Linked DNA regions of Homo sapiens: regions 2, 3 and 4 are each linked to region 1. A link is a loop called in an ENCODE intact Hi-C map of the cell type or tissue named here. Cell type or tissue: MCF 10A. All regions are shown on one strand. Each heading gives the region's core, and the rest is flanking DNA. Links, peaks and the distances in the headings are about the cores only.

Region 1 (5,651 bases), core at 274-5,273:
TCTGACATGAACTAGGCACCTCTTTTATGATACTTTTTTGGCAGAGAGAACCAGCCTCAACAAACCAGCTTCTTTCCAGTCATACTGCGTACACATCCACCACCTCTGGCCTTATTTTTAAACCCAATGATGATAATAATTTTAAGGGCTGGGAATTATGAAGGCTTACTTGGCAGAGTCTTCCTATTGTGAATGATAAATCAAACTTGGGGTGCTTGCCAGCAAAAAAGTTCTTTCTTATCTCAGTAAATAAGTGAGGGTGGGCCTGATAAAGGCAAGACAATTTGGTAAGAATATTGTGATAGGGGCAACGGGTGGGCTTTGATATGGTTTTATTGCCTGCCTCATTTCAGTTTTTGGCTCACACACATTTGTCCACAAGCAGTGTCAGTTGGCTTTTTCCTTTCACAGCAGATTTTCTTACCTTGTAAGTAGAAACCTACGTTAACCCTCTGCCAGTAAAAATAAGAGAAGCATTTTCTAAGCATATTTCTAATCAGCCATTCCTCTCAATAAGTGGATCTGTAAGACTGCAAACATAAAACATTGTTTTCTAGTCACCCCGATTTCCTAAGTGTGTAAATCCCCACATCTCTTCCCCTTTACAGCGCGCTCTCACTTGCATGCTACTAGTTTGCATTCTAAAATGCCACCTGTTGAAAATAAAAGTCTCATGATATTTGCAAATTTTGGTTCATCCTGGTTTAGCTTTACACAGCAGTCTAATTTCACCGTGCTTAGCAATTACTTTTATTAGTTACTCCACCCAACAATCATATGATGTCAGAAACTTCATCTATTTCCCTGTCTTTATCTCTCCCTCTCATTCATTTCTTTCTCTTTTTTCTCACATATTAACACACATACACCCAGTTATTATCACTCAAATCATTTTAGCAGATCTCTACATGTGTCTCAAAATATTCCATATAACTCAAAATAGCAAGTACTTGAAAAGATAGTTATCATCCCTCTGAACAGGCAAGAGCAACTGAGACATAGAGATATTTCTCTGATTAGAGATTTGTTGTTTTAGAAATAAGTTACATAAAATGTCCTACTGCTTTTAGCTGTATCTGTTGCAACTTTGAGCAACTCAGTTTCTTCATTGGATAATATGAGGGCAGTGGATGAGGTCCACAGTGTCTCCCAGGGATATCGTTGTACAGTTCTATTTCCTCCAGGGCACATGTGAAATAAGTGAGGGATCTTTATGTAGACACAGCTTATCAGTCCCAAAACAGTGTCCCTCCTGTAGATCACACATTTTCTGATAATAACCTGAGGGGAAGAGGGGCAAGGTTGCCTGTTTCCTGACATCCTGCTTTGCATACCCAAGACACCTACTTTATTAAAAAGTTAACTTTGCTCCAAAAAAATTTTTCCCTAAGTTTTTCAAGATTGATTGTTTCCTGTTATTGTTGGAGGTTTGCTTTCTATGGTCATTTGGTAAATAAATAGCTTTATAGGGGAAAACAAATGGCCTTGTTTTGTTTTTCTACTCCAGGGTTTATGTGTTAAATTTCAGCTATGTCGTGTACTCACAGCTTAGTGCTTCAGACGGTTATGGGGAACTAGGAATTCTTAAAGGGGTAGGACAGGATGTCCTTTTCTATCGCTCAATGAGTCATGGAGGATGAATGCCGTTTCAGGGGTTCTGTAGTTGTGATTTCAGTCAAGTTCCAGTGGCTTTCAACCACTTCTCTAAATCTGAATGAAGAAGCAGCCACAGGGACTGTGTGAATTATGCTAAGATGCATTCCCGTTAAGTGCTGAAGTGGCCTTTGCAGTGAATCCTTAAACTTTACAATGCCAGCAACAGCCTATCCAGAGACAGGGCAGAACCCCGACATATACCCTCTTCCATGCCCACATAAGACATTTGCATTTATCTCCATTCTTATTGCATTGAGCATCTCTGTCTCCTGGTCAGCAACCTCTGTGTCTTTGGAAAGTCAGGCCTCACTCAGAGCATGCTCCCTTCTCAGGCATTGTGACAAGATTGTGTTTCGGTTCCAAAGGGTTAATCCCAAAGTGAATTCTTTGCATGTGTAATTCAATACTTCATAACTGCTGAAAATTGGAGTCCACATAATTTATTTTCTTTGGTCGGGCACATTTGCCTCATGCTTGGCCGGGGCTGACTTCAGAGAGACACACCTAAAACTCTCAAGTGTCCCAAGTGGCCCATGTCAGTTGTACAGAGAGATTGTGGTACTTGGACAGAGCCCAAGGATTAGGTGTTCCTGAGAAGGTTTTTTTGGCTCTACAAAGCCTTAGGATGTCATGGGAATAGGCTGCACTCCCTTTTCCCCCTTGAAGGCCACATATCAACGGGGTATCTAACCACTCAGAGACAGGCTCTACACAAAGGTATACATTAAAATAAATAGAACATGCAAGCAGAAAGAACTGAAAGAGAGGGAGGAATTGCTAAGTGGAGACAGGAAACAATTGCTTCATTGTTGAGGCAGTGATCTTAGAATTGCAGAGTACAGCCCCATCTACAGGACAGTTTGTAAAGTTGGAGCTTTTGGCTTAAAACACGAGACAGAACTTTACATGCAGTTTTTAATCCAGCTCACTTTGCATGGGCTTCACCTCACTGACAAAAATCCCACATTTTTACTTAAAAATAATTGTCCCTCTTTGATGAGAGGGATTCAGAGAGTGACAGAGAGATAAGAAGTGAGGAAGAACGCGGCTTAAGGGTGCTTTCATTTAGCTCCTTTTCTTATTTTGGCAGTAAATATTCTTGTCCTCGCAATACTCATTTAATCTCTTTCTTTGCTTTCCAACAACTTCCTCTCATTTGGTTTCCTCTCATTATTCCTTGATTTGGGAGGGGGCTTGTGTATTTTCACCATTCAAACAAAATAAAAAAGCTGTGCTTGTTTGAACACCATTTTTGTGCTGGCTGGCAAGCATGTGACTTTAAAGAAGGTTCAGGTTTTTAGGTTGAAAGGAGCTGAAAAACTTTAAAGTAATAATTAAAGCCAACTCTCTACGTGCACATTCCCTCCCCTCCCTTTATTTTAAAAACCTTGCCTGCCAACGCAGTGGCTGCTGTCTTAATGCTATTTCAACAGGAGACCTGGGTTTCAGGACAAGATCCAGGCCATAGGGGAGACTTGATGGCTCGGGGAATTAGTAATGGGATTTGGAGCCCTTCATTTCTAGGTCACTGGTTTGAATAGAGCCCAGGTCAGTAATGACTGAAAGTTGTTACCACCCGATGCCTGCTCTTCCTTAGCTGATCTGAGCTTGCCTGCCACTCCATCCCTGAGTGCCTGTGGCCCGTCTGCACTAATGGCATTCATTGACAAGTTGGCTAACTTAGGCCTTAAATGTGAGGCAGCCCAGTTTCTGCCATGTGCAAACACGGGGTCCACACTCTGCTGCAGCTGCTCTTCAGGGAATAATGCAGAGAGAGACAGAGTTACAAAGCTATTTTGCCTTTCTGATTACTCTGGGACCTAGCAAATCTATCTCCACTCACCTTAAGTCTCTGAGGCATTATATCTTCAGCCATTTAAAGGTAAGATCCAGGGAGAAGAAGGAACAGGCCTCAGAGGACCAAGTTTTCAAATACTCCAAATGTATGTATTCTGAGAAGACCGATTTAAAAGATCTGAATTAGGAGCTGCTGCTGCTGTTTCTAGTACCAGATAATCATGGCCCTTTTAAAATACCGCTTGCTGGACCCCAAACCTGTGCTTACAAAGTGTAGAAAGAAGGCAGATGTTTCCAGAACTTATATTAGGAAAGTGTTTGAAAAAATAATTACTGCTTTCTTTTTGTTTGTTTGTTTGTTTACAAGAGGAGAAATGCTTGCTGTAAAAGGATGGAGATAGAGAAGGAAGGACTGTGGAAACTCAAGAACAATGCACTACATTGGCAGTTCCTGCAACCTGCTACAGCCGGAGGCCAGTCTCTATGTGCAGAGACAAACTTGCTCTGGAGCTGTGGTTAAAGAGGGGGAGGAGCTGGAGTGGGGACTAGGTGCCTCCGGAAAGGATCTGAGGCCTTTCACACAGCTACCTGTCAGTCCCTGGGCCCGGGGCTGCAACCTACACATGCTTCACTCTGTCTCTCCAACCAACACCCCTTCCCTAGAGGCAGGTGAAGCCCCTTCCCAATAAAGAATTACATTATGTATCATCAATTAAGAAATACAATTATATAAAGACCCATTTGTATCAGTCTTATATTTAGATTTCCTTTTCAGACAAGGGGGTTTTTAACAGCATTGATTTTCAGTAATAAACCAATTACAGGTTCTTACCACATTGCTAAGATACTGGATGAAAAGTTTTAACTATAGAGTTCGGTTAAAGTGGGTAATGGAAAACACAGCACTATGTTTCCATTTGTTTCTGATTTACTACTTCCAGCTCTACATTTATTCCTCTTAGATTTCCTGGATTTTTGTTTACTTGGTTTTTGTTTTCATTTCATTTCCAAGACTATTTGTCTGCTTTTTACCTTTGCATTCTCTTGTTTTGTTTAGGAAGCACAGTCGTCTACATTTTTGCTGGAAATATGGAAAAGCACTATGGCTAATGGAATGACTTGATGCCAATGATCTACCCTTCCGCTAAGCCATCAGGCTCTGCTCCTCACTCTGACAGCAGTGGACTCAGCCCATGGCACCACCCCCACTTCCAGCATCACCTGCAGGGCCTGGGCCAGTGGTTCTTTGTGTGCCATCCATTTTCTGCCTTTTCTTAGATGAATCCAACTAGTAATTGATTTTGTTATTCAGAGAATCCTAGAATCCTAGTGTTGGATGGAGGCTTACAGATCAGCCTCTTCACAAATTTCTCCTAGCATGGAGATCTGAGTATTGCTTGAACATGTTTTGAAGAAGCACTCTCTCCTCTTCTAGGCTTTCTATTCCATGTTTGTTTATTGTCTCACACCAGTCAGGAAATGGGGCTACAGCGGTAAACAAAATTGCCTCTGCAGAGCTTGGAATTGAGTACAGAAGAAGAATCACCCCGTAATTGCAAAGATGTTGAAAGTTCATCAGCATTGTTCACTACCGTCTTTCCTAGGTTGAATCTGAATCAAACCCACATGTCATGAACACCCACTCATGTCTTCATCTGCCTGCTGAAATTCCAGGTGGTATTCTTCTTCTATATGATGGCTTCTGGACACAGTAAATGAGTTCTTGCCCATTTCAGGGGTTTTATTTCTTTAACTCCCACAGCCCTGAGACCTTGACAGGAGTTGACTGCTCCATAAATGCCTGGCTCTATCAGGAATGTCAGCTTTGGTCATTGTAGCTGGACTTTGGACCTAGCTGAAGTTGCAGAGACTACTGGCACCCAAACTAGCCCTTTAATATGTTGAAGAATAGATGAGACACACTTTGCAAGATTTCAAATGAGAAAAAAATAATGTGAAATACCTGCCACTATGACTGACTTCATATGAAAAACTGTAGTGAGGGACATGAGAACTAAAAGTTTTAAACTTTATGATGGAATAGTTTTACATAATACTTTTGTTAACACTACGAAGGTACAAAAAACTACACCAAAACTCATAAACGTGATTACAAATGGGGAAAAGAGGGGCCATAGGTAGAAAAAAAATATGTTGTAATGTGCAAATGTTATATTACTTTTATTTTGTACCATTGA
Region 2 (5,651 bases), core at 171-5,170, 1.0 Mb before region 1:
TTACAAGAACTTTTTCTGTTGGCGAAGAGTTGAAGATACCTGCATATATTGTATTTTGTTGTTTATCCTTTTGAAGGGCTCCATAAGCACCATCATTCATTCTGTGGAGCATGCACTTTGTACCTGTAGCAATTTCCTTTTCTGTTTTTGGTGTAGACTAGACATCCAACAAGGTTCAGCAGACTTGACTGTTGGTTGTTATAGGGTGGTGATAAACTTCTTAGGTTTGGTAGTAAAAGATTCACTGAAAGAGACAGTCCGTCTTTCTGCCTTTAAATTTATACAGCTATAGCAATTGCTTCTGATTCATAAAGGACAGCTTGTAAATTGTCTACTGAGCCTAAGATTGTCTCATCTTTGAGCTATTTTCTTTTCAGAGTCTTCTGATTTCTGAAAAATAGAGTGTAAGGAAAAGAAGGAAATTCATGGGAAAATAAAATGATAAGTGATATTTATTAATTTATTTGTATGATTTTTAAGTAGCTATGCGAGTCATTTTTCATGGTTGATTTGTGGGGACCAACCATTAGGTTTGTGTCTGGGGCAGGTTAAAAGGAGACTTCACCCCACTGAGTTTGTGTTTGGGGAAGTGTGACTTTGCTTCAGTGCTCCACCACCCTTACCAAGCCCACACCCCTGCAGCTACCAAGAATTATAGAAGTAGTGGCTTAGTGTTCTTCCTATCCAAAGTTCTCCTCCCACCACCTCCCCATCTGGAGCTACCCTATGACTTCTGCTCCATTATCCACTCAATCTACCTAGTTTGGCTAGAGTCACATGCTTAAGATTAGTTTGTGATGACTTCTAATGAAATAATTTTGCATTGATAACAAAGAAGCTTCTTTAAACACTGAAGAGAGCAAGAAAAGGTTAGATCAAGAAATCAGGTATTTAAAAATATGTAATGATATTCTTTTTTTTTTCCTGATTGCTTGTGAACCTGGGGTATAGTATAAATTAAACCAGATCATGCTTGCCCCTGGACTATTTTTATAATAAACTCAATTTAAAATCTTCAACTTTTTATTTCCAATTTTGAATTTTAGTTATATTCAGCAAGATGACATGATTGAAACATGGCACTTGTCCTGCAGGAACTCATGCTTCAGTGAAGCACATTGGTGTGCAATGGTAACAACTATCATAGAAGTCACCATGTTTTAGGTTTTCATTAAGTGCCAGGCACTCTACTTGAGTTTTTTTTTTTTTTTGACTTTTAGCCGCTCCTCACAATACTTGTGCAAGGTTGTAAATGGTTTTCAAATTTAAGATGAGAAAACTGAGGTTCATGGAGGTCTAGTCACTGGCTCAAGATGACAGGCAGTAAGTGGCAAATTAGGGTCTAATATTCAGATTATCACATTCCATGTCTTGTGCTCTTGTGACACATTGCTTTCAAATACAAAGAAAATCCGTATTTCTGGAGCAATGTGAAATGGGTTGATGTGCTTTTGTGTTTATTTGGGTGCCATAAATTAGGAAAAAAATTTCTACACAGTATCCTGATTATATTGTTTTGATTGTTGTTTAACACGGGATAAAATAAGTTGAGTTCAGTTTTCTAGGAAACTGAAATAGGAGGGCAAATAATATTATATAATTTTAGCAAGCATCTGAAACTTACCGAAAGATGTCATCTTCTCCAGGGTAGTCATGTTGGGAAAACTACATTTAACCCAGTGATATTTGCCACTGTTCAAAACTTTTTGTCCCTTTTTATTGTAATTTTCTTTGGATTTATTCTTTTATTCTTCACATAACTAAATTTTATTGTTTTGTGATCAAAATTATTTTTATTTAAAAGAAGACTTGGTCGATTTAACATCAAACTTGGCTCTGAATAAACTTTGGATGTTTACAAAAATAAAATCCACCATTTAAAGAGGACTAATGGCTATATTTGACATTTAAAACAACATGAGGAAGGCTCTGATGGCAATTCCATAAAAATTTCTTGAGCAATCAGTAGAATCAATGTAAGGTTTTCCAAAGTCACTACTTGGAAGTGGGCAACACTTGCTTATTGGTTTGCGTTCTTATATTTTCAGTGAGTGATTGATTATATTATGTATCATCCAGGCAGATTTCCTGCAAGGCGGTAACAACTTGAAGTGTTCACAACTGAAGTGTTCTGGTGTGTGTATGTGTGCGTGTATGTGTGTGCTTCTTTCAGTGTCACCTCTCATAATCCTGGTCCAGTAGCACCTTCCAAAAGATCAGGACTCATTACCAAAAAAAAAAAAAAAAAAAAAAAGAAAAAAAGGGAGCAAGTGAGAGCAAGAGCAAGAGAGGGAGAAAGAGAAATCATCAAAATGAGGAAGTAATTCCTCTAATTATCAGAAACAGGAGCAAAGTAACAATGGCTGCAAGTTACCTCCCCACGGGGGAATGAATCATCAAAATAACTGGTGGAAAACAAGGTTGTGCAACCTTGACTAGTGTGTGTCACCGGCTGGTGGAATTTTTAGAAAGGAGCAGTTTGGGTTCATCACTGTGGTTCGTGATTGCACACACCTGTTTGGGGCATGGATTTTGCAACCCCCCAAAAAGGGGAAACTGAACTTGCTGCTCCTCCTGAGCTGTGTAAAAAAGCAGAAAACCACAGCTGCTTGAGCAGTTAACAGATATCAGTAAAATACCCATGTTACATAATTAAGGATAACGTTCTTGAAGCATATGGGCCGGAGGTATTATACTCTCATTAAAACTTTAGGTAACAAACAATTTAGCATATTCTCACACATTTCTAGGGTTGAATTCTATAATAAATGTTTGTAATTAGATATGCTTTAAGCAGTTTATTAAATAATACATGAAGAAAATGGTTGATGAAATATAGACGATTCTGAGGTCTGTGTACAAGTGACATAGAGGCATTGAGATGAGACATAAAAAATTTCTTCTCAATGACTTGATAACTAGTCACTTTGGGCAGCTTAAGTAAGACTCATTCTTCAGGCCAGCCTGTCTGTAATGTTAAATAAATAGGAATTAATGACTTTGGATTTTTTCTTTTCTTTTAAAGTACATTATATGTAGCAGTCTTCTTTGAACTGCTACTCCTAAATAGGAGGAGGTGCTTTTGACCAGAGCGTTACAAAAATCTCATGCACTTTATTCTGGCAGGAATAGATCAGCTTGATAGGGAATAAAAGGGATGGATACAACCAAACATGACCTAAATCGACATTTAAAAAATCATACCTTAGCCAACAGGTTCTGTTATTTATAAGTTTGAGAGGAATAAGGAAGAGAAGTCTCTTGAGAAAAACCAAGGCAGGTGTTTGCTCCCTGGGGAAGTGATAGGAAACAGGCCTCTAAGATGATATTACATGCAGGAAAGAAATTCTTTCAGTTCTGTGTCTCTGTTTGATATTCAAGACAGCTAATAAATGATCAACAATTCTACCTGCATGAGGAGCGTGTGATCTATGGAAAATGAACTTGGATAATCCTAGAAAGTACCCAAGGAAAGAACGCCCATTTCCTTAAGCCATTGAGGTCATCTAGATATTTTGTTTTTCAATGCACACAAATAAAAAAGCCGGTAACAGAACAAACATGAAATTTGGAATGCCTTCTAGAACATACATGGGGAAACTGGCAAGGTTGACATAGCTTTTACTGATTTGTCTGTTTTAGTAGGTAAATGGGGCTGCCAGTCTGGCAGTTTGCATTGGCAATAAATCACCACTAGACATTTTATTTAAAAATTGGCACTGGCTTGGCGGAGGTAAGGGATTGTCAATTTGTTTTTATTTTGAGGCCAGGCACAATCATAACATACACAGGCCACCTGGAAACTTCAGCCCACATGGAGAAGCATGGCTCATGTCTCTGTGGCTATATTTTTGCATGCTTGGAGAGTGCAGAGTTAGATCAGAGTCTGAAGAGTCTAACCAGAAAGATCCTGGCAGACTGGTACAGCCTGGAGACATCCCTGTTGGAAACCAGGTTTGTTCTAGAATTACTATGTAGGAAGGGTATCATAGATATGATATTGGAGAGAACATTTGGTGGTTTTCACTTTTATTGAGTGTGGAGGGAGACCCACAGAGCTCATGCAGAGCACACAATGTGTGCATTCCAAAAATCACTCGAATATTAAAGGATTGGGTAGCTCGCTCTTTTTTTTTTTTTTCCTGACTTATTTTGCTTGGAAGTTCAGATTCAAACTTGTGATAAATTGAGTCATGGTTTTGAGAGGAAAAAATATACTGAAGTAGGGGATGATGCAACCACTGTCCTCATGTAAGCAATGATAGATGTTCTTTCTTTGAAAATCAGTATAATTAAAAGATAGTAAGATGGAGAGAAGAAAAAGATTACCTTAGACACTTGTAACTACTCCAGTGGAAATAGTTGGGAGGAATCCCCTAGTTTTCCTCTGATTCTTGATTTTCTGAATATCCTTCAAGGCTTCACAATATTGTTGAACAATTTTTTTTGTTTATCCATTTTGAAAATATGAGAATTATTGCATCAGGAAAATTATTTTGCAAATATATTGATTTACCGAATTACCAATCTTTTTGTCTCTGTTGACATATATTTATAAATCTTAATTGTACTTTATATTGTTACTATGCAAACTGCTAGAAAGGATCTGGTTAAGATAGAGATGTGCTGACTTAACCAGAGCCTCATGAATAATTAAATTTGCTCACTTTCTGGAAATACCCAATTTGCTCTTGATACACAAATATTTGAATTGGATTCAACTTGTCTCTCAGATTTTTTCCCCCTCCTGGATTTCATATATATAATTTTGATGACACTGTCTATCAAAAAAATAGGAAAAATATACGCTACGGTTTCTGCTTGGTAAAGTCATTCAAAGTGATATAAAATGTCAATAGCAAACAAGGACATCATTCCAATGATATGTCGAGACACCTGGCAGATTTCCTGGTATTTGGGACATGGGAGTATTTAAAGATACGTGGCATTAATTAGTCACAAACAGTTGAAGCATCAAATATCTAACTTAATAAGATTTTTCTTTGTTTGTTTTCAAATATGTAATGTTAGACTCTTTAGCAAATATTTCCAAATTTCTATTGTGAATGCAGTGAGATCTGCATATCTTACACCACAATGTCCCACCAGTTGCCTGCCTGTAATTGACAACATTCATGAAATTAAAAAAAGAAAAGTAGAAAACTGAGAAATCCCCCAAAGCAGTCACTTGAAAAAAATCCCACAATTCTGCCAGTTTGAGCACATTCGATGCCTGTACTAAATGTCGTATCGGCAAATCTTCACTCAAAGAGATCAAGATGCAGCGTATACAAGACTGAGGATGAAGCAAAGTGTTGAAATAGCTTGGGTAGCCTCCAAAGCAATGTAGGTAATTAGCAGGTGTTTATATTTTTCATGTTGATTTGCCCACAGATAATGTTTTGAAAATAGTAATGTAGGGCTGGGCATGGTGGCTCATGCCTGTAATCCTAGCACTTTGGGAAGCTGAGGCGGGCAGATCACGAGGTCAGGAGTTCGAGACCAGCCTGGCCAACATGGTGAAACCCTGTCTCTACTAAAAATACAAAAATTAGCCGGGTGTGGTGGCGCACACTTGTAGTCCCAGCTGTTTGGGAGGCTGAGGCAGGAGAATCGCTTGAACCTGGGAAGTGGAGGTTGCAGTGAGCTGA
Region 3 (5,651 bases), core at 295-5,294, 600 kb before region 1:
ATTCTTTTCTTTCCTTTTTTTTTTTTTTTTTTTTTTTTTTTAAGAACTAGGGCTGCTCCTGCAAAGTGCTAGAAAGTTTGTTCCTATAGGCTCTTTAAGTCTGTAGCTACATTAATACAAAATAAAATGTGAAAGAATAATCTGTTAGGAAAGTGTTTCTTTTGTACTAACTATAGAGATAAAAAAAGGCAAGATAACTTTTGAGGTGATGATGGGTGAAGGAGGTATGCATAATCTGGATCGATGCCTAATTCACCACTTCACTTTCCTCGTGGGAGTATAGCTCTAGTGTCCACAGGTTGAAACCTCAAGGATTTTCTATTTTTTTGTTGTTGTTGGAGGAGAGAGATAGAGATTAAAGTCTTTTTTCTTTGGTAGATAAGGAGATCTATGCTGGTAAATCATGAACAGAAGAGAAGGTGGGGTAGATGGTAAGGAATGATGAAGCAGAAACAATTGGCTTGGACCTCATGAGCTGCCATCTTTTCCTCACTGCCAAGATGGCCCTTATAATTCACTCTACAACAGAATGTAGCAATTCCCACTGAAAATAGCCTGTTCTTGTCTTCAAGGCAAATGAGCAAGTTTTACTTATCTTTTTATAGCCGATTATTTCACACTCTATATTAATCCTTCATTCTTCCCATTGCCTTAAGAGTAAACTCCTTGGCATGGCTTCTTCTACAATCTAGTCCCAACTTATCACTGCATTCGTATCTGATGTCACATACCTCCAGTCACACCATACAGTGACATTTCCCCAAGCATCATGCAGTTTTAAGCCTCTTCACAAAGATCTTTTCTCTACCTGGAATGCTTTACTTCTTTCTTACTCACCAAGTGCATCCTGTTCCTTTTTCAAGACCCACCTCAAATGTCTTATTCTCTTTGAAGCCGTTTTCAACTTTCTTAGGAAGAGTCATGGCTTCCCCTATTCGTATAACACTTATCATTAACTATCACCCCTAGAAGCAATACACTGTATCTCCACCCTAATAATTAACTCATCACTGCCACAAGGTAGGCCTTAAGTAAATTAGTATATGAAAAAAATTAAATGAATGAGCAAATCGATAGTTTATTCACACATAGGGATGTCATTCAGAGCCCACAGTGTTCAGTTTTCTCTTCTCTTTTCACATGGGTAAGTGATGCACTGACCTCATCAGTGGGAATTGTTCTAGTTTATTTTTAAAAGGATTTTGCTGCATCGGGCAGTCAGTGCCATCAAAGAAACCTTGATATGCTTGTGCCTTTTGGGGTTGGATAGGGAAAGTGAAACCAAAGGTCAACTACAGAAGCAGAGGCCACTGATGGCTGGATAATGAATGGCCACTGACTTGATACTACAAACAGAAGAAAAAAGTGGCAAAGCAATGGAACTGTCAGGAACAAGGTAGTCATGAGCCTATTTATTGACTTGATCCTTAGTCAAAAACTTTGTAAAATTGTTTTAGCAGTAATCTCCCAGTTTTTAGTAGCGGGACTGCAGCTAAAACAATTTCACTTAATAGCAGTTAGATATTATAACTACAACCACCTGGAACTGTAATTCTCTCACTACCTTCCTTCAATATTTCCACTGTCACAGCTCCTCAACGAAAATAATCTCTTCTTATAGTGGAATTACTGAAATTGATCTATCAGTTTATATCCATGAATCAGCAACAAATACATTTTTAAGAAATAATTTCTGTTCTCAACTTAATAGTTTGTTTAAATAACTGACATCTACTTTTGTTGTTATGGGTATTAGTACATCAAAATCGTGCTTGTTTAGCCTAGTAAGTAAATTATACAATCGTGGTTCATATTTGTTTGTTTCCAAGGATAAAAGAAACAAATACAGTAAGTTTGGAACGTACTAGGCCCACAGTTGATGGAGTGGCCAAATGAATAAAGGTCTGCTTCCTTCTTTTACTTATGTCTGCACTCTAGCTGAAACAAAGGGTGAATTTAAGGTAAATCACATGACTTAGTAAAGCTCCTTAGCCCTTTAAAGGCACCTTACAGATCCATGCTCTAACTTCTGGCTTGGCCCTTTTAGACTATTGCCACCTCTCACATGCCCCCTTTAAGTAGAAAAAAGAGCAAAAAAATGCCTGAGACAACTGTGAAATATTTTGCAAGATTTTAATATTAACTGAAGCAAACTTTCATTCCCTTTGTTTAGCAGCCAGCTGTAGCTGACACAAATGTATGTTGCTAGCTGTGAGCCTGCCCTGAGCATGAGATTTTATAGAAGGGTTTATTTATGGCTAATTTCTTTATCTTTATATTGAATATAATACTTGCTAGTATCTTTCAGCTTGTAATTATTTTGCTTCACATCAAAGAACAACATTAGAAATTAAAGTCCATTCACTGTCATGTATGATTCATAGCCTATGTTATAGATCTTATGAAAGAGGCTCATTTTTCTTTCTTTCCCAGACCTCCTCCCCTCTTCCCTCTGTTCCCTGCAGCCTAATACCCCCACTTCACATTGTTCAGTTCTTTGGGGATTAGTAAGATATACTAATATTTATTTATCACCAATATATAAATGTCAAGGAAAGAAACTTTTTCCTGCCCACTAGCCTGATCCATAATCCAAGGGAACCTTAGTGTCTTTGGCCTCAGCATAATCTTTTACTATGAGATTGTTTATGTTGACTTCCTGAGGCCCTTGCTGAATAAGAACAACATACTTGGTACCAAGATGTTTCACTTTCTACTCCTTAGAGTGGAATCCTATAGCACTGTGGAACTTATAAATAATTGAGTTATTTTTAAACCACTGGATGTTTTCCAGTCACTCTATTTCACACTGGATTAATTATGTAAGAAAACTGAATTGTTCCTCATCAGTGTTACAACTTTTAAAAACAACATGCTGTTTAAATTCGGGTTTGGCAACTCTGGCCTGAGCCCCCTCAAATTTATGGCACCACACCCATAACATAATAAAACCTTTAGTGGTCCTTTGTCTTTTAGCTTTCCTTCTATTTTTTCTCAAGGGTGTTTTATGCTGGAAGATGCAAAAAAAAGTTGTCCAGATGTTATTTGTATCAGAGCAGGATTTCAGTCCAGCTATCTGCGGTTGCAAATGTTTATTTTAATGGGTTATTGTGCAATCCTTGCTGTGTAGACCTTCATGGCCTTATATGCATGTTCTCAGCAATGCCAGGACATTGTTTTTTAAAATATATCATTTTAGTCCAGTTGAATGATTAGTAGTCACTAGGGGAGCAAAAAATATAACACCTGTAGAAACACAGATAATATTTTTGTCAATGCCCCTATGTTGACATTGTGCAAAACTGCCTGATTATGAAATCATGACCAATGGGCTTTAGGTAAGCAGGAGGAAGGTGTGGTCCAAGCCCTAGCAACAGCCCCAGCCCTCTGAGACTAAGTTACATGGCTGCAGTAAACATGCCAAGGGTGTCGGAAAGAAGCCCAGCTGCTGCCCCATGCAGTTTGATGGAATGAAGGAAGAGCTTAGCTAAGTCACCATGGTGTGAGCAGCAAGTTTATTTTAGCTATTACAACAAGCACAGGGCTGGGCTTATTATTCATTTTTAGAATTCTAATAAAATCTTAACTATGTTTCCTTGATACTAAAGTAAATTGTTTACTCTGTATCTAAAAACAAATATTATACCCAATGTACCAATTAGCAGTGAAGAATTTCTAGTCCTTAAAATTAATTTTGAAAAGAAATTACATCATGTAGAAATGGATTTGATTTTTAAGAAAGTGCTAAATTTTAGAGTTATTAGTTTTCTCTGAGAACTTATTTAAAATCAAAGGTTGCTTAGAGTAATCATGTAGTGGACTCATTTATTGCTGTAAAAGAAAAACCAACAAAACAACAAAAAGGCAAATTTAAAAGCCCTTAAAATTTAAACTTGCAGTTAGAAAGGATCCCTAAGAAGAAGATTATTCTAGACATTTAACATCAAGGACTAATAAAGCCTCACACTAAAAGTTTTATTAAGCATTTTTGATAGACATGGTAAGCGGATGCTAAAATATTTAGTTCAAAATACATGTTGGAGACAGTCTTTTATTAATCAGTTTTGAAGTCAATTAAATATTGGTATAGTTTTCATAGGTATAAGCAGCCCTAATAAGATTTGGTGATTCAGAAATTAGAGTTTATTATAAGGAAAAGTTTTTTTTCATATTTTAGAAACAGATTTTAGGTTATTTCATATGATATCATGTGTATGCCATTCATCATTATAATAATAGCACTGCCCTATATTTGTCTAATAGTTTATAGTATAGAAAGTATTTTAAAATTAACTCATGTCTTTATAGCATTGCATATCTTATGGTGTCATACTTTTATCACTCCCCAGAGTTAGAAATATCCTCGAACCATGCTTGTTCTTCACAGGTGTGGATACAATGCTATTTCTGTGAGATTTTCCCCCATGCACTCACATTGTTTATTGCTCCTACAGATCAAGGGCTAGAACAGAGCCAACACATAAGCTACTCATATGTTGCATTCATATTCTGAATTATAGGACTTGTGTAAACTATTAAATAATCTCTTTAATTTGTCTACTAAGATTGCATGTAAAAACAGTTAAATATGGCAAATTTGGCTAAAGAGAACACCAGAAGAGAAGAAATGCATGCTGTCGCTTTCTCTTTCTGCCTAGGAGGATCTAACTATCACTGTAGTTGAAGCCCTGTGAATGCAAATGCTTGGTGTCTTAGTTTGGGTTTCCCCAGAAGCTGAACTAGACATAAGGGCACGAGGGCAAGCAGTTTATTTGGGAGGTGCAGGAAACACTAGTTGAGGGTGGTAGGGGAGAGGCCCAGGGCAGTGAAGTCATCCATTAAAGAGTGCTTTATTAAGCTAGCTATCACTGTGTGTGGCTGGAGCTTAATCCTGCAGGGGACCTCTGGAATATAGTAGAAAACACACACCTCAGAATGACCCCATCTGAGAGGTGAGAAAGTTGAGATATTTACATACCACCTCCTGAGACTCACTGTATGAAGACTTATTGGATAGGGGTGGGGGAAGAGAGTGGCAGTGGTGATGGTGTGTTCATGTTTGGTATTTCTGAGCTGACATGTGTGCACAGAGTAGCTTTCTTTGGTCCAGAAATGAAAACCCCAGGCACATAGATGCAAATGATGGCAGGTGGACACCAGTCAGATCACAGAACCAACTCTGCAGATTAAGGGTAGGGCACTTTATGGCATTTGCTGTGTTTGAGAAATAAGATATTCTAGGATTTAGAGTTTCTAAAGATTCAACGAAATGTGTGCTTTGATTCATGTTGCTAAAATTATTCAAAATATTATTTTTTTAAATGTTCTCAAGTGAATTGTCTGGGGAATATAAAATATATCCTTCTCTGCAAGTTCAAGGTCAAATGATCCTTTGGTCCTCATTGTAACCATAATTTCTCAAGGAAGAATATCACCCATATAGATGGCCAAAGATGATGCACTAACCTCAGAGAAATATTTTAGCACTTTGTTCAATTTCGACAGAAAATGTAAAGTCAAACTTGTTTCCTGGGATTTGCTGCATTCCATTACAAATAAATTATAGTAAAAAATGAAAAGAAATATAATCAGTTGAAGGTTGTGTTATATTAATTTTTGTTAGTCAAGGTTTTATTGTGGCTGCCTAAAAG
Region 4 (5,651 bases), core at 270-5,269, 60 kb before region 1:
GGATTTGACTTACATTATATCCATTTTTGATAGAATATTATAATTATACAAGTCAAATGTGTTGAAAATCATTTAGGAAAGGTAATATGCTTTTTTGCAACCAGGTTATTAGTGATGTTTGAATCTTGAACAAACCTAGAATTGTAAGGTTTCTTTTCTCATTGTTGTTCTGACTGTAACTACTTAAAAATATGTGTGGAGGTGGCAAAGAGGTTGAACTGTAGTGATGTATAACCGGTAAATTTCCAAACTGGATGACTCAGCCGCATATAGCCAGCCCAATCTGTACTGATTTTACCAACGTAAGGCCTGCTGATAAATGGTAATAACAATGAAAAGAGATATTTTAAAACAATAATTTTAGCTTCCCTGTGAAATTTCTTATCTTTGCTTTCTTCCAATGTTTATTTACTCCAGTGCAAATGGATAGAGTTTCCGTATCCTTCCTCAGACTTGCAACTTCATTTATAAGATTTTAAGGTGTAGTTTAACTGATAAGGGGGAAACATTGCTTAATCTGGACAATTTGGAAATGTTAGTTGTAACAAAGTACGAAGAATTTAAAAGTTGTAGAACTAACATTTTTTGTCCTTATAACAAGATCTTTTACTTAAAGATAATTGACTTAAGGTCATAATGGATTACTACCTTGCTCATCTTATATTTCTACTAAGATGGGGAGGGAGGGTGGGATTGGAAAAGATTTTCCCTTTTCAAACTAGTGCTTTTCAGATAAACAATAATAGGCAAAAATTCTTCATTACTATTGAGTTTCTACTTTTAATTTAATTATTTTTAATGGAAATGTTAAGTATGTACCTTTAAGATACTCCATAACTTCAAAAAATTCCAATGTGGGTTATATATAGTGTTTTATTTTTAGTACTGAATGGAATTATCCCCTTTCTTTTTGTTCTTGTTTTATTTATCTTTTAAGAAAATAATCAAGCAATCCTCAAAGGTAAGGAGTTTTACTGCCTAGCTCAATTTCATAAGATAATTGTGTGCTACTTAAAACTAAGTTCCAAATCTAAGGTGAACAATTATAGATGTACTTCAAAGGGACAAAATAGATTTTTTACCAAAAGGAATTCTGAAAACATGACATGGGAAATGCACTTAGTGTTTTATTTAACAGTTATGTACTAATAAAAAATCAATATAGATATATAATTAGGAGTTATACATCCAGGAGTTTCACTCATCCTGGTGAGCTCTTTCCTCTAACATCTTTAGTGAGGTTTGTGAAATATTAGTTGTACATATCCTTCCAGTCTGGAATTACCTACTTGAGTTATCTTTTCCTTTACTGGTTAAAATAGCTTGAAATTTTGGAAAACTTAATGTCTTTCTTTTCTCCCTCTGCCTTTACTGGCAATTATTTTCTGGCAACTGATTAACTATACAAGTATAGTTCTCATGTAAGATTACATACTGGAAAAGTTGTCATAAGTAGGATATTAGCTATGTTACTTTTAAAGGGTAAAACCTGTTCTATTTGAGGTTGATTTTCATAATTTTTAGTCATTATCTAGATAATATTCTCATTAGAAAGTAGCTGATAATTAAGGTAATTAGAACTGAAGGCATTAATCTTTTCGCAAAGAACACCATTTCCAAACGGTGTGGGTTTAAGTTAGAAGAACAGGAACCAGACCAATATGGGGCCAAGTTTGGCTGACTCAATATAACAACACTGAGATGTGATGGTGTTGGCATAATGACATCATGACTCCTTTGGGACCAATGTTTTGGAGTGCAGGTGGCAGCGCTAGACTGATCTCATCGGAAAATAGCTAACCCATACAAACCAACTTTTTCAGGGTCTAGAACTGCTTTTTCCTGTCCATCCTCACCACTAGAGGAAAGGACGTGTGTAAGTGGCATTTCAATATTAACTTTGAGATGTTATAGGTTATTGAGAACCAAATATCCTACTTGACCATTAAAGCACCTATTCAGCTATTAATTAAAACTTTAAATATCAATGGGCCAAGGTATTGAGGAAGTCTAACAATCAATTTGTATCTATCACCATTACTTTTCTGGCATTTATTCATTCCTCCTGTGGACTACATAGTATCAAAATTTAATCATATAAACTACTAAAAGGTGAAAAGAATTGTGTAAATTGAATTACTCAGAATAATTTCCCATCCTTGTGACTTCACCTTATTTAGTAAATATATTACAAGTATAAAGATATAGCTGTATCTATATTTGATTTTAAGGTTTCAAAATATTTAATTTTTAAATTTGTACAAATTTTCTGATACTTTTTAAATGTACATGCAAAAACAAAACCACCAAAGTAAAAAATTGTCATTAAGATCCTGTCTGGGCTATTAGTTCAGAGCTGTTTGGATGATGCCAGACCCAAATATGTATCATTAAATAAGTAAACCTAATTCAAACCTGATTCAAGGCATGCCCAACAAATAATGTTTTATCACCTCTAGAGATCTTATTTCTTGATATCTTTGATTTGCATGTAATGTAAATATCTATGGATGTTTAATGCAGCAAGACAGAAAGCCTCGAAATCTAGAAGGAAGAATAAATTATATAACTGATTAATACTCGTTGATTATTTAGTAAGTATTCTTAAGTTTTCAAGGAAATGTTGCTATTATTCACACACAGCAAAAACACAGATGGACGGTCTTTTGCAGCAACATTTATGTTCATATGAACTTTACTTTATAAAGCAAAGAGCTAAATATTTTATGAAAAGGGCAATAATCTGTTTATGGAAAGATGCAGGAGCATCTCTTTAGGAAAGTAGTTTGTTCTGAGTTCATAAGTTGACAATCTATTTGTAGCTATCATTTGAAATTCATACCATTTCCTTCTCACAGCCATTCACTACCACTCACCATGCAAGGTTCTATAAGTTCTCCCATTTGGATGCCCTTAAGAGAGCCTTGCAATGACAGATGGTTTGGTTAATTACAAAATTAAACTCTGTGCTATTGAGACATGATTTCAGTGAATAATATTTTCCAGACAGAGTTTAATAAGCAGCTTGCGGTTGAGTAGCCTTTAGCCCAAAAAAGGGAACCAGGTCTCTGTGACTACCTTCTACATTCAGAGAGCATGAGCTTAGAGGATGTTAACTTGACCACCCCAGGAACTCAGTTCCAGTAACCTTATCAGGGTCTACCAGAGTGACCCCACCCTAAGCATTGTGAAAGAAGGACTGTTGAAATAGCACCTGGCATTTCACGCTGAACTCCTGTAACACTTGCTGATTCACTGACCACAGTGAAGGGAAAGTACACTGGATATTCAGCCGGCCTTTATGGGTGAGCCCTGCTGGTAAACATGAACTCATCTGAGAAGTCACAGGTTTTAAAATTCACATGCAGCAACTTTGAATTTTTTTTTGAAATATGGTAAAACAAATCAATTTTTAAAATATGAAATTTAAATAGATTAAAACTAGAAATCTAAATATTTGTAAAAGGAATAACTTTTACAATCACAGATCCTTTCGTTGTCGTTGATGATGTATTTCCTCCTGGAAAGTAAGTAAAATAATTGACATCTGATATGACCAGACATCTGATTTTTGGTGAACAGATTTTCTCAAGGTGATTTGGGAAGACTATGCTTGACTATGTTTGACTAACTTGAATAGGTTTAAGGGAGGAAGTTTCTAGATCTGGCCACTAGTTCTGATATTTATTAGTTTTAGAAACAATATCTGATTTAAGTAGAACCAAACAAGACTAACTTGGATTTGTAATAAGTCAGAAAACTGATAATGCATGCAATGATCTCCAAGATTTTATTTTTACTTCTTATATATATACTTGGAAAATACTACTAAATTCAACAGATTTTTTTCCTCTAATAAATTGATCACTGCTTTTACTAAGTCAAAGGTATAAAAAATATCTGAAGCAACCAGATGATAAGTTAATTACCATCCAGAAAATATTTAAACAACTATGCTCCCATGAAAATTCTCCTGCTCAGTTTTCTTAGTTATATCTTCAATACTTTTTTTGAGATGTTAGTTACATGATGCTGTGATCTGTCTTTTCCATTTTTCTATCACTACAGAAAATTTACGATGATGTATAGCATATATTTAATAAAAAGTTTTAAAATAAAAAATGACTAGACAATTTAGAATACGAGTACCAAAATTTAAATCAATTCAGCAAATGTCTGCTTCTTATATAAAATATTGTTTAGCTGATAGAACTGGCAGATTACGTAGGTACTCTCTGAATGAAAGACGGCAACTCTATATTTTAACAATGATAGCACACACTGTGGTCTAATGACCTAGGGGCAGAGTTGTAACAAAATGAATGGTAAAATTTATTAGAAAAGCATAACAAAAGTAAAGAAGCCACAATTTTTCAATTATAATATTTCTATAAGTTACTAGAATATTTCTATAAGTGGGAAATAGGATGAGTAAAACAAATAAACATTTATTGTGCCCTTTTCACATGCATTACACATTATTGCTTTTCATCTTAATGAAACTGATAAGGACTTGGGAAACTTAGGATCAGAGAAATTGTTTAATTGTTGAGGGCAGACAGAAAGATACTAAGTCACAAATTTAGTAAAGACTTTCTTTATAACCCAGTATGTGCTTAATTTTTAAAATCAACCCTATTGAAGTATAATATGCCTTCAACAAAATGTACCTATTTTAAACTATTGAAAACGTGTGCACGTAGAACCACACCACAATCCATATAGAATCTTTCCAACATCCCCCAAAGTTTCTTTGTGTCCTAAACTAGACAACCCCTTTCTCCCAACTGACCCAGAAAACCACTAATTTGCTTTCTGTCACCATATGATTCTTGTTTCATTTAGACTTGAGCATATACGACATATAATTTTTAGTGTCTGGCTAATTTCACTCAGCATAGAGGTTTTAAGTTTCATCCATGTTATGATCTGTACTGTTGTCTTTCTTTTCCCCGAGTTCCAAGGAATTCCATTGTATTCCACTGTATGTTTACGACAAATTATCATTTCTTCATTAATGGTTAGTGATTTTACTATTAAATAAATATTTATTAAGTAAATATTTGCTTATCCTAATGTTGTTAAAATATTTTTTCACATTTCTACCAAAGTTTTATAATTTTAGCTTTTACGTTATTATTTGATCTATTTTGGTTTGTATGTGTGTGTGTGTGTGTGTGTGTGTGTATGTGTGTGTGTGTGGTTGGGTCGGGGTCTGTTGAGAGATACTTTATTCCATGTGGATAAATAGCCAGGTTCCAGCATCATGTTTTTTAGAAGACCATGTTCCCTCCATTGAGCTACCTTGGCATCATTGTCAGAAATCAATAGACCCTACAGATACTCTGTAACTGATTAATATCTATTGCCAATATTATGCTATCTTGATTACCTTAGCTTTTCAGTTAAGTTTATACACCAGAATGTACAAGTTCTCCAAATTCATTCTTCTTTTTGAAATTGTTTGGGCTGTTCTATGTTCTTTGCCTTTAGAACAGACAAAGACACAAAATTTCTGTGGGGACTTTTATTGAGATTGCATTGAATCAGTAGACTAACTTGGAGACAGCTGGCATCTTAACAACAGTTATTCTTTCAGTGCATTGATTGGAGAGAGTTGATACCTTAACAGTCTTTATTCTTCCAGTGCA

Evidence for each region. A loop is a pair of places that touch in the nucleus more often than their neighbours do. Peaks named below come from ENCODE experiments on the same cell type or tissue, not always from the same donor. Only the 100,000 strongest peaks of a DNase experiment are listed, where the experiment ranks them.
Region 2: it touches region 1 in a loop (12-fold over the local background); 3 of 110 quality-filtered maps call a loop at or near these places.
Region 3: a loop joins it to region 1, with 12 times the contacts of the local background. A loop is called at or near these places in 2 of 110 quality-filtered maps.
Region 4: it touches region 1 in a loop (7-fold over the local background); 8 of 110 quality-filtered maps call a loop at or near these places.

The regions. Positions count from the first base shown.
Region 1 is chr2:145,750,168-145,755,818 of GRCh38, forward strand. No RefSeq gene overlaps it. Among named protein-coding and RNA genes, the nearest start is that of LINC01966, 870 kb to the left of the region's middle. RefSeq lists an enhancer at 1,868-1,917. In MCF 10A, for the core only: a CTCF peak has its summit at 2,491 (motif pointing left); DNase peaks (open chromatin) are centred at 1,614 and 2,224.
Region 2 is chr2:144,701,616-144,707,266 of GRCh38, forward strand. The region is part of intron 1 of TEX41 (testis expressed 41); the gene reads left to right. Among named protein-coding and RNA genes, the nearest start is that of TEX41, 36 kb to the left of the region's middle. In MCF 10A, for the core only: no CTCF peak of the experiment used is centred there; a DNase peak (open chromatin) is centred at 2,426.
Region 3 is chr2:145,155,097-145,160,747 of GRCh38, forward strand. All of the region lies in intron 3 of LOC100505498 (a long non-coding RNA gene), which reads left to right. Among named protein-coding and RNA genes, the nearest start is that of LINC01966, 280 kb to the left of the region's middle. In MCF 10A, for the core only: no CTCF peak of the experiment used is centred there; a DNase peak (open chromatin) is centred at 3,365.
Region 4 is chr2:145,690,136-145,695,786 of GRCh38, forward strand. No RefSeq gene overlaps it. Among named protein-coding and RNA genes, the nearest start is that of LINC01966, 810 kb to the left of the region's middle. In MCF 10A, for the core only: no CTCF peak of the experiment used is centred there; a DNase peak (open chromatin) is centred at 3,236.